Regions from separate parts of the Homo sapiens genome. Here region 1 is linked to region 2. Evidence: chromatin loops called from intact Hi-C (ENCODE). Cell type or tissue: A673. All regions are shown on one strand.

The links. A loop is a pair of places that touch in the nucleus more often than their neighbours do. Peaks named below come from ENCODE experiments on the same cell type or tissue, not always from the same donor. Only the 100,000 strongest peaks of a DNase experiment are listed, where the experiment ranks them.
Region 1: a loop joins it to region 2, with 2.8 times the contacts of the local background. A loop is called at or near these places in 13 of 110 quality-filtered maps.

Annotation. Positions count from the first base shown.
Region 1 is chr10:17,028,769-17,031,268 of GRCh38, forward strand. The region is part of intron 27 of CUBN (cubilin); the gene reads right to left. Among named protein-coding and RNA genes, the nearest start is that of CUBN, 100 kb to the right of the region's middle. In A673, no CTCF peak of the experiment used is centred here; DNase peaks (open chromatin) are centred at 963 and 1,273; H3K4me3 peaks cover 682 bases; H3K27ac peaks cover 2,079 bases.
Region 2 is chr10:16,951,549-16,954,048 of GRCh38, forward strand. It overlaps CUBN (cubilin), which reads right to left. Exons shown (of 67, transcript NM_001081.4): 33 at 728-841. Among named protein-coding and RNA genes, the nearest start is that of RSU1, 140 kb to the left of the region's middle. In A673, a CTCF peak has its summit at 1,309; DNase peaks (open chromatin) are centred at 793 and 1,263; H3K27ac peaks cover 1,768 bases.

The DNA of each region.
Region 1 (2,500 bases), 77 kb after region 2:
AGAGCCAATGTAGGAACTGCAGGGTAAAGACGTGTTTAAACAAAATTCTGTAATGTTGCAATTGGAAATCTTTCCCATTTTAAAAAGTAGAAAGTCAATATAGTTAACTGAAACCCACAACTGTGATTACCAGTGTTTAAAATTTAGCATTTTGCTCAATGCATGCTTATTCATACCATGAGCCTGTCTGATAGTGGAAGAGACCTTTCGGTTGCCCTGCCTTTCGCCAGTCTGAGGAGCAGAGCAACCTGAGGTCAACCAGGAAAGGCAGTGTGCATAGGACAATTCAAGTTCTGAGCATCTAATGGAATTTTTACTGCTTCAGGGTAGTTCAGAAATTATTTTAGGTTTGATTATTATTCATCCTAATTCTGTCCTTCATGTTTGAAGAGAGGAAACACGCAGAGTTTCTTTTGAATCTGAGAGCAGAGGCTCTTTTGAAGGTTGGAACGTTGGTTCATTAACTGCTGCAAATTAATGCAATCATACGAAAATCCTTCATTGTGAAAGATGGTCAGAAAAGATCAGCATTTCTTTTTAAGGAAAGGGATTCTGATCACACTGAAATAACATTTCTTCTTTCAATTTTTTATAACTAAAAAATCACATTTTACTCAGGCAATCTTAAAACCAAAATTTCTTCTAAAATGCCTCATGCTAAACTCAACGACACTACAAAGCATCTGGCTTCGCTAACTAATGGATATACTTCATTCTAAACTTTTTTTGAATCCAGGTATCATGCTTAGTACGGTGCTAGACTCATATCTGGTATCAAGTTATAAATTGAAATGTTTGGTAAACTCTTCCCAGCTTTTATGCATGTTTTTGAATAGCAGCTGAACTTAGAATTGTAATAGCTTATCTCTAAGCTCTAAGCAAAATGCAAAAGTCCCAGAAGCAAACTTCCTCTGACAGACAGTTCCAGGAAGCATGACTCATCTGCCCAGGAAGCGTTGGCGGTGGAGCCATAATCAAAGTCGGCTCAGATCCACCGCTGCTCAGACAAAATCTCATCTGCTTCTCTGCATCTCGCCAACTGGAAAACAGGATTTTATCTACAATCCCAGTGGCTTTTGTAGGAAAACTGGGAGGCAGGAGAAGCAGCACTGCTTTCAACACAGTGGGGCCAATTGATGTTAATTACAACTGGGAAGGCTGCTCTGGAAACCACAGATTTATTTACCACAAAATGCTATAGAGCAAGAGCCCCAGTCCCCAGACCAGTACTGGTGGCATCAAACTCTCATAGGAGCATGAACCCTATTGTGAACTGCACACGCGAGGGATCTAGGTTGCGTGCTCCTTATGAGAATCGAATGCCTGATAATCTGTCATTGTTTCCCATCACCCCCCAGTGGTACTGTCTAATGCAGGAAACCAAGCTCAGGGCTCCCACTGATTCTACATGATGGTGACTTGTATAATTATTTCACTATATATTACAATGTAAGACTAATGGAAATAAAATGCACAATAAATACAATGCACTTGAATCATCCTGAAACCACCCTCCCACCCCACCCCCGGTCCGTGGAAAAACTGTCTTCCACAAAAACAGTCCCTGGTGCCAAAAAGATTGGGGTCTCCTGCTTCAGAGCACAAAAAAATAATCCATGAGACTATGTTTATGTTAAAATAACCATAGATAATATGTATTAGCACTTATTCCATGCTGGTCATTATTCTAATTTAAAAATCCTAGCAGCTCTGTAATGCAGGTAGTATTGTTATCTTCATTTTAGAGTTCTGGAAACTGAGGTAGGTAGAGGTTTAGTAATTTAATATTTTGAAAGGCATCAACTACTGAAGAAGAATTTTTCCTATTTCCTTCTGTGGCAGTTCTTTTCTTAAGAATAAGCATTGTTGGTCGGGCGTGGTGGCTCATGCCTGTAATCCCTGCACTTTGGGAAGCCGAGGTGTGTGGATCACCTGAGGTCGGCAGTTCGAGACCAGCCTGACCAACATGGTGAAACCCCATTTCTACTAAAAATACAAAAATTAGCCAGGTGTGGTGGTGGGTGCCTGTGGCCCCAGCTACTCGGGAGGCTGAGGCAGGAGAATCATTGGAACCCGGGAGGCACAGGTTGCAGTGAGCCAAGATTACGCCACTGCACTCCAGCCCGGGCGACAGAGTAAGACTCTGTCTCAAAAATAAAATAAAATAAAATAAGAGTTGTTAAACTCCAGGATACAGAAAGTCTTTATTCTCTGTAATAATAGAGAGTAACCAAAACAATTTTTAAAATGATAGGGACAATACGAACACTCCTGTTAGTCACTGAAATTAAAATTTTTTTCATTATTTTTCTTAACGGAGCTTTGAGTAAAATAAGTGGACAAAAATTGTTGGTTTTATCATTTGTCATTTATCCTTAGTGAGAAGTGTCAAAATGCATTAACCATGCAGGCTGCAGGCAGAAAACAAGAGGAAAATTAAATGTCTTGAGAAATGAATCATTAATTATATCTCAACCTAAAGAATTGAAGGCTCTCTATT
Region 2 (2,500 bases):
CAGAAGGGCCCCAGCATCACCCGCTTTGCAGCCATTCTGTCATGTCCTTGAGGGGCATTTCCTGATGTTCTCTGTCTGTAAAATGAGGACAGAAGTCCTTACCATCGGACTGTTACCAGGTCAGAAAATAAGATTCTAGGGTTCCAAAAAAGAAAAGAAAGTAAGCGTTTATTCAATGTTTCTTCTAGGCCTGTGCTGGAATAGTACCTTGCAGGAGAGCCCAGGTTTTATGAATGTTTGCTTTGATGGATAGGTGCGCGCATTGCATTCTGGCCCGTGAGTCACTGATTCTCCAGTCTGTGACTCTTCTTCATTTGTTCACTCAGCAACTGTCTTGAACATCAGCTATACTCAAGGCACACATGTCAAAAACTATTTATCGATTATTTTGGTTTACCCCCAATCTCATACGCCTGCATACGCCTGTTAATACAGCAAGGTTGTAGGTGTGTTGTGTTGTTGTGCGTGTGTGTGTTTTTTAACCTTTGCTAGGCCTTGACATGAAAAAAAAGAAATTGTTTTTAAATTTAGAAGCAACTGTAGAAATGACTTCCCTATCAGATTAGGAAATGCTTGTTCTTAAGCACATCAGGAATTGGGACTTGCAAAAGATGAAGAGGAAGGCCATCGATTGTTAGCACTGAGATAAGAAGGTTACTCATAGACTGACCTTCCCACAGACACCTTCTCTCCTGTGTGCCTTTTCTTTTTCATTTTTGTTACTTACATGGAGGTTGCGCTTGAATGATCCAGCTGCAGTTCTGATTGTTTGGATAATTGGCAGGGAACCGTGGAGAGGAAACAGTATCAAATGAGCTGGTGAGGATGTGGCCTCCGCAGGCTGGGGAACACACAAACACACATACATGTCATATGCTTTTCATTTCTACTGACCGTACAAAACAATTATTTGATGAATAAAACCATCAATGATTTTTCTTCTTATTTCTAAAATGCACGCCAAGAAAGTTCTCCATAAGGAGAGCTGTACATAAACCATGAGAAAACAGGAGCACAGTTTATATTTTTAACAATTATTCTTCAACTACAGGAAGTAGGAAGTGGCAAAAAGCAACAGATTAAATGTCTATGAATTGCCTAAGTCATTCAAACAAAATTCTTGCATGGATTCACTTACACTGCCCACTCATAAATCATAGGCATAGGGATAATCTGCTTATAAATGACCTCTTTTTTTCAGGAAAATAAATACTCAATTGAATAAGGCTTCATAAGGATGACTGTAGATTACTAGAGAAGAGCAAAATTCGATGTGAGTCTTGAAGAGGGAGAGGCGGTCACCGCTGGAGGGCGTAAGAGGAGTCTTGCTGAGGAGGAGGCCGAGGCTAAACTAGGACTTGGAGGGTGAGAAAAGGGAGGCCAGGGAGGGGACTGCCTGAGCAGACACAGAGGAGCATCTATAGAGGCTCAGCTGGAGCATGGGGTGCCCCAGGGATGTGGGTGACTGACGCTGGAGAGAGGTCAGGGTGGGTTCTGGGGCTCTTGGTTAACATCTGCAGGAGCTTGAGCTTTATTCTCCAGGCCAGGTGGAGACGGGACAGACATTGAGCATTCCAATGGCATGATCAGAGCAGGGCTTTTACAGGCGACTTTGGAGAGAGATGGGGTAAGGGTAGGTGACTTTCAGGAGGTTGTTACAGTCCGGATGAAAGCTAGCAGGGACTTTTTACTATGAAGCAACAAACAAGTGAATAATAACATGCAAAAGAACTATTAGGAAACTAGTTTTTCTTTAAAATCAACAAGAATATAGTCTGTCTTGCTCCAAAGTCTAAAGGTCTATGGTGCGTATTTGGGAGACCTCGATCCAGGCACTGTCCCCATCCAGAGCTCTTTACTACAGAATATAAGCGAGTTGACTAAGATAGACATAATGACTACACAGACTAAATGTATTTGTAGTGAATGTTCTGAGTCATCTGAATACAAGTCATCTCTGACTATGGGATAAGGGGTTCATCTCTTAGAACGAGCAGATGAAAGGCAATGGGTAAAAAGGTCTTGGAGAAGTGGTGATTTAAGAACAAAAATGGCCAGGTATGGTGGGAGGCTAAGACAGGAGAATCACTTGAGGCCAGGAGTTTGAGACCAGCCCGGGCAACAGAGCAGATCCCATCTCTAAAAAAGAAAAAAAATAGCCAGGCGTGGGGGTGCACCTATAGTCCCAGCTACTCAGGAGGCTGAGGTGGGAGGATTGCCTGAGCCTGGGAGGTCGAGGCTTCAGTGAGCCGTGATTGCACCACTGCACTCCAGCCTGGGTGACAGAGAGAGACCCTGTGGAAAGAAAGGGAAGGGGAGGGAAAGAGAGATGAGGAAAAGGAAGGGGAGGAGAGGAAGGGGAAGAAGAGGGGAGGAAGGGAGGGAACAAAGAAAGAAAAATAAATGGAAAACAACAGTGACTCCTCAGTTGGACAATGGCAGGATTCAGAAATGAGGGAAACCACTGCTTCCAGGGGCTGGCATCTGAATACATTACAAG